2 separate regions of the Homo sapiens genome follow, and region 2 is linked to region 1. A link is a contact called in ENCODE Hi-C or POLR2A ChIA-PET data. All regions are on one chromosome and are shown on one strand. Each heading gives the region's core, a stretch centred on a gene start or an enhancer-like site at or near the end of the contact. The rest is flanking DNA. Distances are from core to core; before and after follow the strand shown. Region 1 overlaps LTBP1 (latent transforming growth factor beta binding protein 1). Region 2 overlaps FAM98A (family with sequence similarity 98 member A).

What was found. A loop is a pair of places that touch in the nucleus more often than their neighbours do. ChIA-PET counts read pairs that join two places held with the same protein, here RNA polymerase II (POLR2A). Pooled maps may share reads with other maps.
Region 2: a loop to region 1 is called in a map of PC-9, with 3 times the contacts of the local background. The contact joins two enhancer-like sites. A Hi-C loop is called at or near these places in 6 of 168 maps with a recorded cell type or tissue (HCT116, PC-9, aorta and 3 more), 22 of 37 single-sample maps with no recorded cell type and 16 of 50 pooled maps. POLR2A ChIA-PET finds 5 or more read pairs at or near these places in 3 of 52 experiments (B cell, K562 and WTC11).

What each region holds. Positions count from the first base shown.
Region 1 is chr2:33,393,183-33,400,498 of GRCh38, forward strand. LTBP1 (latent transforming growth factor beta binding protein 1) reads left to right here. Exons shown (of 34, transcript NM_206943.4): 33 at 3,951-4,100; 34 at 5,182-6,327. The coding sequence ends at 5,363. Among named protein-coding and RNA genes, the nearest start is that of MIR4430, 22 kb to the right of the region's middle. Within about 2 kb of position 3,474, at least 3 of the 41 ENCODE cell types and tissues checked have a DNase peak (open chromatin) inside an H3K27ac peak, as active enhancers do.
Region 2 is chr2:33,580,783-33,587,238 of GRCh38, forward strand. It overlaps FAM98A (family with sequence similarity 98 member A), which reads right to left. Exons shown (of 8, transcript NM_015475.5): 6 at 5,780-5,896; 7 at 4,748-4,915; 8 at 2,878-4,662. The coding sequence ends at 3,994. Among named protein-coding and RNA genes, the nearest start is that of RASGRP3-AS1, 15 kb to the left of the region's middle. RefSeq lists an enhancer at 2,667-3,486. Within about 2 kb of position 2,594, at least 3 of the 41 ENCODE cell types and tissues checked have a DNase peak (open chromatin) inside an H3K27ac peak, as active enhancers do.

The DNA of each region.
Region 1 (7,316 bases), core at 2,224-4,723:
TCTGCTTCCCTCCTCCCACCCTCCACTAGTGTCTGTTGTTTCCTTCTTCTTCTTTTTTTTTTTTTTTTTTTTTTTTTGTGGTATTTGGTTATATGAGTAAGTTCTTTTTTTAAATTTTTTAAATTATACTTTAAGTTTTAGGGTACATGTGCACAACGTGCAGTTTTGTTACATATGTATACATGTGTCATGTCGGTGTGCTGCACCCATTAACTCATCATTTACATTAGGTATATCTCCTAAAGCTATCCCTCCCCCCTCCCCCAACCCCGCGAAAGGCCCTGGTGTGTGATGTTCCCCATCCTGTGTCCAAGTGTTCTCATTGTTCAATTCCCACCTATGAGTGAGAACATGCGGTGTTTGGTTTTCTGTCCTTGCAATAGTTTGCTGAGAATGATGGTTTTCAGCTTCATCCATGTCCCTACAAAGGACATGAACTCATCATTTTTTATGGCTGCATAGCATTCCATGGTGTATATGTGCCACATTTTCTTAATCCAGTCTATTATTGATGGACATTTGGGTTGGTTCCAAGTCTTTGCTATTGTGAATAGTGCCACAGTAAGCATACATGTGCATGTGTCTTTATAGCAGCATGATTTATAAACCTTTGGGTATATACCCAGTAATGGGATGACTGGGTCAAATGGTATTTCTAGTTCTAGATCCTTGAGGAATCGCCACACTGTCTTCCACAATGGTTGAACTAGTTTACAGTCCCACCAACAGTGTAAAAGTGTTCCTATTTCTCCACATCCTCTCCAGCACCTGTTGTTTCCTGACTTTTTAATGATCGCCATTGTAATTGGTGTGAGATGGTATCTCATTGTGGTTTTGATTTGCATTCCTCTGATGGCCAGTGATGATGAGCATTTTTTCATGTGTCTTTTGGCTGCATAAATGTCTTCTTTTGAGAAGTGTCTGTTCATATCCTTCTCCCACTTTTTGATGGGGTTGTTTGATTTTTTTTCTTGTAAATTTGTCTAAGTTCTTTGTAGATTCTGGATATTAGCCCTTTTGTCAGATGGGTAGATTGTAAAAATTTTCTCCCATTCTGTAGGTTGCCTGTTCACTCTGATGGTAGTTTCTTTTGCTATGCAGAAGCTTTTTAGTCTAATTAGATCCCATTTGTCAATTTTGGTTTTTGTTGCCATTGCTCTTGGTGTTTTAGACATGAAGTCCTTGCCCCTGCCTATGTCCTGAATGGTATTGCCTAGGTTTTATTCTAGGGTTTTTATGGTTTTAGGTCTAACATGTAAGTCTTTAATCCATCTTGAATTAATTTTTGTATAATTTTGTAAGGAAGGGATCCAGTTTCAGCTTTCTACATATGGCTAGCCAGTTTTCCCAGCACCATAGCACCATTTATTAAATAGGAAATCCTTTCCCCATTTCTTGTTTTTGTCAGATTTGTCAAAGATCAGATGGTTGTAGATGTGTGGTATTATTTCTGAGGGCTCTGTTCCGTTCCATTGGTCTGTATCTGTGTTTTGGTACGAGCATCATGCTGTTTTGGTTACTGTAGCCTTGTAGTATAGTTTGAAGTCAGGTAGCATGATGCCTCCAGCTTTGTTCTTTTGGCTTAGGATTGTCTTGGCAATGCAGGCTCTTTTTTGGTTCCATATGAACTTTAAAGTAGTTTTTTCCAATTCCGTGAAGAAAGTCATTGCTGTTTCCTTCTTTGTATTCATAAGTTCTTATCATTTAGCTGCCACTTACAAGTGAGAACATGTGGTATTTGGTATTCTGTTCCTGCGTTAGTTTGCTAAGGATGATAGGCCTCCAGCTCCATCCATGTTCCTGCAAAAGACATTATCTCATTCTTTTTTATGGCTGCCTAGTATTCCATGGTGTATATGTACCATATTTTCTTTTTTATCCCCCAAACTTATGCCAAATCTCATTTAATCTTTACAAGGTAGAAAAGTGTTCATTCATTACAAAATACTTCTACTGAGTGCAGACATTGTGTTCAATGTTGGGTATGCCATTCTACATAGCATCGTTTCTCTATTTTTAAATGAGGAACCTGGTTTCAACAAAATCAAGTGACTTGGCCAGGGTCACAGGCATGAGCAGAAGACCGAGTTCCTCTGATTCAAATCCCATGGTTCATTTCCACAAAATAAACCTATAACTGAGTGGGGCTTTAGAGATCCTAAAATTCAGTGCTTTTACTTCATACGTGAGAAAAATAAGCTTTCTGCCCAAGTTTACAAGGTACACATAGGGAAATGGGAATGGGAACTCAAGTCCCCCAATACCAGTGTATTGTTCTTACCCAAACAGATAATTTAAGATTCACTTATTGTATATTTTTCGGTCATCTCTAAAACCCACTTTCTTCTCTGAAGGGCATGCTCTAAAGTTTCTTCTTCACCTATCTCCCCTCAGGGCACCTAATCTTAGAATGTAAGAGAAACTCTGACCAAATTTGTCTTCATGTTGACCTCAGGCACTTTAGTCATTGTTGAAACTTCTTTTTTGTTGTAGTTAAGAGAAGTAACAAGTAAGTCTTTATTTCCTTGTTTAGAAAAAAAAAAAAAAAGCTGGCTAAGTTGGTTGCTTTTTGGTGATCAAGGAGACCAAACTCCATATCCTTGTCCAATTCCTCCAAGTTAGACCTTATTGCCCTCCATAAGCAATGATATTTTGCTGCCTGCTGCCCCCTGCAGTTCCACTGGAGAATTACTTCAAAGGCCAGATAGAAAGTTCTAGCCATATATTTTTTTTTTTTTTGAAGCTACTTTGTGGTACTATTGGGAAGAGACAGGAGATGAGAGGCCACATGACAGTGTGTTGGGTCACTGTGGATTTATGTTTAGAACTTTCCTCTGCAAAATGAGAGCTAAACACTCTTGATGCCTGGCTAAATTGTTTTTACATCACAAAAACTCTAAAGTCTAGCTCTGACTTGGTTTCAAGAGATCTAAACTATAAAAAGAGCCAAACAAGAGTTTCTTTGTTTCCTTAAAAAAAAACTTTTGGTTCTGTTTTTTTTTGGTGTGTGTGTGTGTTTTGTTTTGTTTTGTTTTTTGGTTTTTTGTCTTTTGTTTTTTTGACAGAGTCCTGCTCTGTTGCTCAGGCTGGACAGTGGCCGTGATCTCAGCACACTGCATCCTCCACCTCTCAGGCTCAAGCGATTCTTCTGCCTCAGCCTCCCAAGTAGCTGGGATTACAGGTGTCCACCACCACGCCCGGCTAATTTTCTGTATTTTTAGTAGAGACAGGGTTTCACCATGTTGGCCACGCTGGTCTTGAACTCCTGGCCTCAGGCGATCTGCCCGCCTCAGCCTCCCAAAGTGCTGGGATTATAGGCATGAGCCCAGACTTTGGGTTTTCTAAACACAAGTATGATGTTCTTTCTCATTCATCAGGATGTTTTGAGGCCCTTTTACTGAATTTTTCCTTTGATCCCCTGGGAGCCCTTTTGTAAGGCTCATTCCGTAGCCAGAGCAAACAAACACATGGCAGAGCCAGCCTGCTTCTCTCTGGTCTTACAAACGCCGGCTGAAAACGTATTGCCTCACACTCTTACGGACCTTCTTAGCAAATGCTTACTAGACTCCGATAGTGAATTCTGTTGGTTCTGTTCTGAGAGTCTGACACTTGCCCTACTGCAAACTCACGAAGTTTGGAACTTTGGATGAACACTTTTAATAATTAAGAGCAAAAACAAAAACCATACTTGCTTTCTCGTTTTATGTGATTTTAACATAGAATATCAGAATTCAAAATGAGGCTACTCTGCACAAAATATACAAGTTTTTTATTTTTATGCTATTTTACACAGCAACATTCAGTATTTCTAATGCTAACTTTAAGATGTCTGAAATATGTATGGACATATATGTGTCTATTTGGAAAATGAACCATCATCTAAATATCATTTACAAAATGATATAGGAAGTTGAGAAGCTCTAACTTAGCTTCTGCCCTTTCCTTTCCAGGTTTTCTAAATAGCTTTGAGGAGTTACAGGCTGAGGAATGCGGCATCCTCAATGGATGTGAAAATGGTCGCTGTGTGAGGGTCCAGGAAGGTTACACCTGCGATTGCTTTGATGGGTATCACTTGGATACGGCCAAGATGACCTGTGTCGGTAAGAATGACGTGTGTTTTATGGGACATTAATTTTTTCCTGACACCCCGTATCTCAGTCAGTAGAGAACATTTAAGATAGATTTGCTGAGTTTCAGTTTGAGAAGATGAGAAAAGTTCTGGAGATGTACATTAAGTACAGTATGAATATACTTAATGCCACTGGACTATATACTTAAAAATGGTTAAAATGGTAAATATGTTCTGTGTATTTTACCACAATTCTTTTTTTTTTTTTTTTTTGAGATGGAGTTTTACTCTTGTCGCCCAGGCTGGAGTGCAGTGGGGTGATCTTGACTCACTGCAACTTCTGCCTCCCAGGTTCAAGCAATGCTCCTGCCTCAGCCTCCTGAGTAGCTGGGACTACAGGCACCCGCCACCACACCCGGCTAATTTTTTTTTTTTTTTTTTTTTGTATTTTTAGTAGAGACGGGATTTCACCGTGTTAGCCAGGATGGTTTCAATCTCCTGACCTCGTGATCCGCCCACCTTGGCCTCCCAAAGTGCTGGGATTACAGGCGTGAGCCACCACGCCTGGCCTCTTCTCCATCTTGAAGCAGTCCTTTTGCCCACTTTGCTTTTGTTAGTTTTAATCCATGGTGTGTCTGTAAAATAGGTAACCTAGCTTCTTAACAGATGTTTCAAGTGAGTGAGAGCCTAAATGGGTCTCATGTAGAAGGAGGTCTGTGAATGTTATGGAAGGCTTTAGACAGGCTGTATGGAGAGGCCTCTGCGTAGGTATCTGGTTCCTCTTGACAAATCTAGCAGTTCCTCCATACCTATGGGAAGGAATTTGGAAGTAATATAGTTCCTCCAACTTCCTTGAGGTTCTACTAGAAAATGTCAAGCTCACAAAATGCTCATGTTTTGCTAGATAACAGTGAAAGAAGTTCTAGAACCTCCCTGATAATCTGCCTCTTTAAGATCTCAAAAAAGTCATCTTCGTCTTGTCTGTGACTGAAGCAATGACGAGAAAGCTTCCTTGGGGTGGTCGGGGGAAGGGCCTCAGGTAAGCCTCAGGTTATGTGTCCTCACAGAATAATATCCAAGATTGTTTACCTGCATGGCTTGACTTATTGCAGATGTAAATGAATGCGATGAGTTGAACAACCGGATGTCTCTCTGCAAGAATGCCAAGTGCATTAACACCGATGGTTCCTACAAGTGTTTGTGTCTGCCAGGCTACGTGCCTTCTGACAAGCCAAACTACTGCACTCCGTTGAATACCGCCTTGAATTTAGAGAAAGACAGTGACCTGGAGTGAAACAGAATCTACATAACCTAAGCCCATATACTCTGCACTGTGTAAAGGAAAAGGGAGAAATGTATTATACTTGAGACATTGCACCTACCCCGGAAGGCTGGAAATACAGAAACAGCATGGAATTGCAAGTCCTCTGAAGACAATGAGAGGATTTAGGATGAGCCCGATAGGTGTGGCAGACCAAATGGACATTTCTCTAAAAAACCAGTATATATAGTCTGTTCATATGTAAAATTCAATGGAAGAGAGGTGGAACAGTGCTGTTATTTTAAACAGAAGGTTGTATTATTATGTTGTTTTGTTTTTTTACTATTGCTTGATTAAATTTGGCATTTAAATAGTGGTGGAAATATTTTATATAATTTTCATTTTTTGGTTGTGCAGTTCCTTGGCTACTGTTTTTCTTTTACTTCAGTTTTTTAAAAATCTCAAATGAAAAAGTCTTCGATACAATATTGTTAAGCTGTATTATAAGTATTGTTACACAGGGTTATGCAATTCCCGGCCTGGAGCATTTTTGAAATTCAAATTGTCTGTCCTGTGGAGCAGGCAGTGATTTTGTTCCAAAACTTTGTATACACATTTGGAGAAAAGTACTTTATATTTTCAGTGTTTTGTCTGATTTTAATGTCCGTTCTTAGCCAAGCTGCTAGCAGGTGTTAATTGGATCCCTTTCCTTCACTGAAATGGAAGAGTTTATAAGCTTACGTTAGTATTGTAATATGTAAAGTAAGCCCAACAAAAATTTTTAAAAATTTGATGATCCCCAATATATCTACCATTGTATGTTAAATAAATCACCATTTTTGTAGAAAAAATTCTACCTGAGAGTAATTGTCAATGAGTACATGTGTATAAGTTGTATCCCACTCTCCCCACTTTTATCTTTTCCAGTGGTCTTCTGTTAATGTAGTGTCTTTTACAAGTTAATCATTAAATTTGTTAGATCTTGTTATGGGCTAAATTGTTTCCCCTAACATTCATATGTGGGAATTTTAACCTCTGATACTTCAGAAAGTGACTAGATTTGGAGATCGGATCTTTAATGAGGTAATTAAGGATAATGAGGTCATTGGAATGGCCCTAATCCAGTATGACTGCTGTCCTTGTGTCACCCATAGAAGGTGTCTGAGTTACCGGTGACGAATCCATATAGGTCTGCAGCAACCTCAGTTCTTGCCTCCTCAGAAGAATTTGACTGAGGGGTATAAGGCAGAAAAAGAGACCAGGCAAGTTTCAGAGCAGAAATGGAAGTTGATTTAAAAAGGCTTTAGAGCAGGAAAGAAAGGAAAGTTCACTTGGAAGAGACCCAAGTGGGCACCTGAAGGCCAAGTGCAGTGTTTAACCTTGACCTAGCTAGGATTTTACAGGCTGGCCCCTTTCCATGCTTCTTCCCTTAGGGTGGGCTGCCGGCACACACAGCACCCTCCTTACACTTGGGAAGTGAGCACACACAGTGTTGAGGAAGCTGTACATATGCCCATCTGAGGCTTTCTTCCCTTTCCTGGTGGTGTGCCCCTGGAAGGTTGTACTCCACCATTTTGTCCTTAATGTGCATGCCCAGGAAGTTGCATCTCTTTGGCACCTGCATTTAATTAACACTTAAGTGCAGCAGGTGTGGGCCATCAGGAAATGCCCACCCCACCCCGCCCCTGGGCCTTGGCTGCCAGTTGATCACTTTTAGAGAGGCAATGTGGTCACTGCTGAACCACCACCTGACATTCCTAGTGGGTGGGGGAAGAACCCTCTCCTGCCCCGCTTATGCTTGTCTAACTACCTGTAACACAAGAAGAGATTAGGACACAGATACACAGGAAAGAAGTGAAGACACAGGGAGACAATGGCCATCTACAAGCCAAGGAGACAGGCCCCAGAACAAATCAACCCTGCGGAAACTTTGAACTCCAACCAACGGCTAGACTCCAGATTTGACAGAAAATAAATTTCTGTTGT
Region 2 (6,456 bases), core at 1,344-3,843, 190 kb after region 1:
CTTTTTTCTTCTTGAAAAAATTATAACTCAATTTAACAAATACCAATCATTTTAAGAGGTTTTTTTCTCCCCGACCCAAATTCCTAGGAAACATTTTTTTTTTCTTCCCTATCTATTTCTGCCCCCGGCCTCTTTATTACATTTAGTGGGCAGGGAATGATTTACTGTGGAAGTTCTCATACCAACAGTTATGTTTACTCCAACTTATAACCGCACATCTGCAGGTGACTAAAATTGTGCAAGCGGAAAGTGAGTTCAAACACTGACATGCATACCTGTTTGAATCAGTGATTTGAACCCTAGGAATACATTAGTGTATACAAATATGGAAACCACAGGGAAAAAAAAAGCATTTCTAGTTATTACTATGATAATGAAGAATGAGAAAAACAAGAAAAACAGGAAAATAAGAAGTCATAAAATGCTAAGTATTCTGTGATGAATGTACTTTTTCATTCAGGTAAACTCATTTTTTTATTTAGGTAAAATACAAATAAATACCTAAATTTTATTTAGGTAACCCTCTCTGTTAAAAAACAAATGGATCAAATGCTATCCAAATTACCTAAAGTGGGAGGCGGGGGTATGATTAAATAATATAAACATATTTAAAAACTATTTTCAAAAGGATGTAATATAGGTAGACAAAGTATCCAGAAAGATACAATGGGCACAACCTAAAAATATTTAAGTCTAAGGATGGAGGTAATCTGGGCACTGGGAAATCAATTAAGTATATATAGAAATGATTCAAATGCCTTCCCTCAGCAAGAATTTGCCTATTCTATGTCTACCACAGTTGGACACTAGATTAGTTTGGATCTACAGCAAGAAATAAAAATGATAGTGGTATATCTTTAATAGTTTTCATAGAGAATACTGACATCCTATTCTAGTTCCTAGTAGTAGGAGGAAACAGAACATTAACTAAAGGTACTGTCTGTCTCACTGTATCCGTTTTAAGAGATAACAGTTTAAGATATCATGTTAAAAATTCTCTCCTAATATTTTTCGCTTGTTTCTCCAAGAAATTCTCATATGCCCTATATTCCAGTAAATCATTATTTACAAGTTAAGGTTAAGAATGCATATAAGATCAAAAGATACTCTCTATACAAAACCTAAGAACTTTAATATAACAATAAAACTAACTGGTGGTTTGAAATATCCTGTTTCTAGAGAACTTGATCTATGTTCAAGAGAAAAAACTCAATTCTTTTATGGTTTCAGAATGGGGAGAGGCGGGGGAGGAACAGCAAACGCTGGTAAGGTTCCAGAGAAAAGGGAACACTTATACACTGTTGGTGGGAGTGCAAATTAGTTCAACCATTGTGGAAATCAGTATGGCGATTCTTCAAAGAGCTAAAAGCAGAACTACCATTCGGCCCAGCAATCCCATTACTGGGTATACATCCAGAGGAATATAAATCACTCTACCATAAAGACACATGCACGCATATATTCACTGCAGCACTATTCACAATAGGAAAGACACGGAATCAACCTAAATGCCCATCAATGACCAACTGGATAAAGAAAATGTGGTACATGTACACACCATAAAATACCATATAGCCATAAAAAAGAATGAGATCCTGTCTTTTGCAGGAACAAGGCTGGAACTGGAGGCCATTATCCTTAGCAAACTGACACAGGAACAGAAAACCAAATACCACATATTCTCACTTATAAGTGGGAGCTAAATGATGAAGACGCATGAACACAAAAGAGGGAAACAACAGATAGGGGTCTACTTGAGGGTGGAGGGTGGGAGGAACTAGAGGAACAGAAAAGATAACCTTCGGGTGTTGGGCTTAATACCTGGATGATGAAATAGTCTGTACAACAAACCGCTGTGACACAAGTTTACCTGTATAACAAACCTTCACATGTACCCCTGAACATAGAAGTTTTTTAAAAAATAATAATGTTGGGGGAAAATCTAGTTTGAAGCAGGAGCTGCAGATTTCAGAACTATCAGGGCGAAATGTATCATTTGTGTTCTTACATCCTTATATTCGAAAAAGCAATCTATTAACCGTAAAGATAAATCAAAATATTTTTCAAAAGAATGAAACCTGTATTCATTAGCTATATTGTGGAGTCTGAGGCTACAAAACAGATCAAAGCAAATACTAAATATAAATACATCCTAAGATATGATACATTTAAAATATGAAACCTTGACAATTTTAATAGGAAATCCTATATAAACATAATTACTTAACAGTTTAAAGAAACCAACACAACATTCAAGACAACTTAAAACCTTAACTTACTTTAATGATAAAACACTTGAAATTGTCTTCAAATTTGAACATTTTAAAATAATTGTAAATGTTAGCTGAAAAATAAACAGGTAAAGTTAAAAGGATCAATGTGGGTTTTCAAAGATGGTTTTAGTATTAGAAGAATGTGCTTATCTCAGTAGCAAGTAGATTATTTTAAATGGCATGACATGAGTTGATTCTTTAAAAAAGCCCAATTTAGTAGAAAGGAAATACAATTTCTCTTTTGATAAACATATTTATATTTTCAGTTACTTCCTTTTTTAAAAAAAGTCCCCCAATCTTAGGAAGAATGGAGAAGCAAATAACAAAAAAACCCTAAAAACATTTTTGCCTAGTATGTGTAGCAACAGCTACACCCAGTGGCCAGAGATGAGTGGTGACGGTTTCTAGCTATATTATTATAAAAGGAAAACCTGGAAAGAGCCATTTTTCCATTTATTTAAGGTTTTAGGATAAAAGTCACCTTTCACTAAAATTAGGTTTTAAGGAAATACTCAAGAATCTTTGGGAACAAAAGCCTTAGCTCATCAGCTTGACGCAAGAGTCCAGAATAATTCAGTAGCTAAAATAAAACTCAAACCAAAGAGAGAACTTAACAGATACTTTATTGCTCACCTTTCACACAAAGCACACCTCCAGCCATTTTCTTTCACAGCTTGACAATGTTTACATGTACAAAAACCCAGCAAGAAGCATCATGTCATGTAGATTTCAGTAAGGGAGAATGTAAAACATCAACTCAGCCAGGCTTTTGTTTTCTGCAGCAATAATAAAGGGCCTCCTGCACTTAGCAAAAATCTGTCTTAACTTTGTAGTGCATTTCTTCCATTACAAAAAAAGTTACCTGCTTAAAGCAAACTAACTTGTATTTGCTGAGCCAGTGGTATTAACTCATGCATAAAACAAATTTCGGTTTGCTATTTCTTCTAGCAAATTTCAAGTAAAAATAAGGTTGAAGGAGGAATTTGTTTTGGATGGATGCAGGTCAGTTTGAATTGCTATACTTAACTAAATGCCTACATGTACTATAGCTTCACAACTTAGTTTGCTTTTATAATCTTTATGGATTTTGGCCGTGTTCAAGGTTTTCAGAGTTGAGCATATGATACAGTATTCCATCAACAAAATAAGGCTACTGAATGTGCTATCTGCAAAAGAGCTCATTTAATAGGAACTGACCTAAAAGTTCCATCATGAAGCACACGTGGCATAAAAGTCAACCGGGGGGCAGAACTGTGCTTGGAAAATAGGCATTGGAATACTTTAAGCAAAACACATATAAATGGTTATTCATATGAGGAAGGTTTCCTAGTAGTAAATCTAAAAAAGTCTAGGTGAATCCTCATTTTCAAAACTGCATATTGAAAACATGAAAACTACTTATTCAAGTAATTTCTTCAAAAAAGTTTGCATGTTCTGACTGTGGAATTAGTCTACTGGGCAATTAAAGGCAATTTTAACCACCTTTTAAAAAATTTTTCATAGAAAGGAGAGATGTTATGTGTTTCTCAAATAAACGGCATTATGTAAGTCCAATAAAAAAATCTAACAGAATTGAATGAAGACCTACAAATGCTTATGCCAAGCAGGAATCTGCCTGCCACCTGTGGTCTCACATTAATTCAAAATAGGTGCTGAATTCAGGATTCTGAAACTAAGTTTCTATTACTTGAGCTCTAGCAAAATGTAAGGTTCGGTAGCCTCAACTAGTGTAATGTCTTCCCTGTCCAAATCCAGAATGATTATACTGATAACCTCCATGCTGGAAATGCTGTTCAAATTGACCCCCTTGGTGATAATTCTGGCTCCCTCTTCCTCCCCAGCCTCCTCCCTGGCCTGCACGACCACCTCGGCCTCCACGACCACCTCGCCCACCACGACCACCACCACGATCACCATGGTGCCCGCCATCTTGGTATCTATTGTCCTGCTGGTAGCCACCACCCTGGTATCCACTTCCTGTATATGAAGAAGATGTTTGGAAGCCACCATAACCTCCGCCTTGATAGCCACCACTGCTGTGGCCACCATGATAGCCACCTGGCTGGAAACCTGAATCTCGATAACCACCATCTTGGTAGCCACCTCCTCCACCACTCCCTCCATCTGTCCAGCCTCCTTGATGCTTATTTCCTCTTCCTCCCCCTCGGCCACCATGGTCATAGCCACCACGTCCACCTCTCCCGCCTCCTTGTTCATGACCTCCTCGTCCTCCGTATGAGGAATGTTCATAGCCACCTCTCCCTCCTCCTCGGCCTCCTGTTTGCTGCTGGGGGCCATCTTGCCTCTTCTGCCACGGTGGCATCTCTGGGGGTGGAGGTTCGATTTCATTGGGTCTACCACCTCTGTCAGGCACCCTGCCCATCAACACCTACAGAATAGGAAAGATATTTTAAACTTTTATTTTATGAACAGAAATAAATGCATTTGGAAAAAATTAAAGGTACTCTAATCACCTTATTGATGGCACAGGCAGTCTTTTCTCTTATAGAGCCGCTGCTTGTCCTTAAAATCTTTGACAAGTCCTGCCTTGCAGCCAAAAGATGGGCAACAGAAATAGTAGTTTTAGGGGATAAGACTGAACGTTTCGGCTGGTAAACCTTGGCTAATTTTTCTGTCTGGCTCTGTTGAAAGAAAAGTGTTCAAAGAGAAATGTCAATTTTCAAAATGACATAAGAAACACATATTAAATAAGTTAAAGGTCTCCAAAATATCTGATAATGATATTTACTAGGCTCTAGATGGTAGGAAAAGTTATATACTCACTACTGCTCCTACATAGTCAAGAACTACCTTAAAAGTACAGCTGCCAGACTTGTTGACACAACAAGGAGTGACAGGGACTGTGGGGGCAGGGGTGGAGTGAGAGGGTGCCCCTTTAGGGTTATGAGGCCAACGTGATAAAAAGGTTCCCCCATCATTGGTCTCAGATCAAACATACTCATTTTCTCTATTTAAATATAAGAATATAAAGCTATTTCAACAATTTTGCTTTTTAATTTTCCTATCTTTGGTTTCTATGAGGTAATAACTATCTGCTGAATGACCAAGGTCTTTACCTGGATTGTCTCATTTAGCTGAAAAAAAACTTAAGTCTTACCAAATTCTCCAATTGTCTATAAATCATACCAAATCCAATATTTCTAACTTCTATTAGCAAATTAAATTATTTAAAGTAAACAAGTAATTTGAAATCAATTTATTATTTTAGTAATTTTCAGAATAACTCCATTTCTCTCATAATAAGAACTTCTCTCTCCAATAAGAACTGTAAAATTCAGATTTGTTAAAAAATAGAAAATTGAAAAATAAATGTTTTCATCATTGCTGAATAGTTGAAAGAGCCACTACTCAATAACTCACTAAGGAAAAATCCCTATGTGTGTCTTCTATGTACTTCTCCCATAGTTGCCAAGTAGCTAAATTGTTTAGATGTTCAGGGATCATGTCTATAAATAGTCTGCTCTTTTAAATTATTTAATGTGTACCTTAGCTCTGTCAGACCAGCCAAAGGATTGTACAGTGACATCCAAACGTTTTATTAGCAGCTTTCTCCGGACTTCATATTCATTGGCTATGGCTTGGTTAATTGCTTCTATCTTTTCCTGAAGCAAAATTAAAAAGACTAGTTAGAGTTTAAATCTGCTTGATTCTCTGTCCCAAAAGGGCAAAAACTACGTCTGTGTCATTCATAACTGAGATCCCGGCCATTTAACAGTCAAAAGTTCTTATTCCATATAATATACTAACAATTAATGAAATGATAGGTGACAAAAAGCTGATTCACAAAACATAATGAAGAGTATGTGAAGTACACAATTCTTATTTATCTTTCCCATAATTTACTGTGTGAAGCTCAGCCCAGTGAAGTTTTTGGCTTGAAGGCAATCCATTTGGCAACGAGAAACATGCACCATACTTAATTTCAGTTTACTTTTATCAGCTGTGTGAAATATTTACAAAGTATGAGAAAAGTGCTTCTAATCTTACACAAATAAAAATATTCTGCAGAAATCCTGAGATTCACAAAATGATTCTAAGGGTGTTCAACTAGAAAACTATGTATAAGAAAACATAATTTAAAAAGCACAAAATGTAAGTGTTGACATGAAAATCATAAACTCTATAGTTCTTTACAAAGTTTACTCAAGATGATTACTACTCA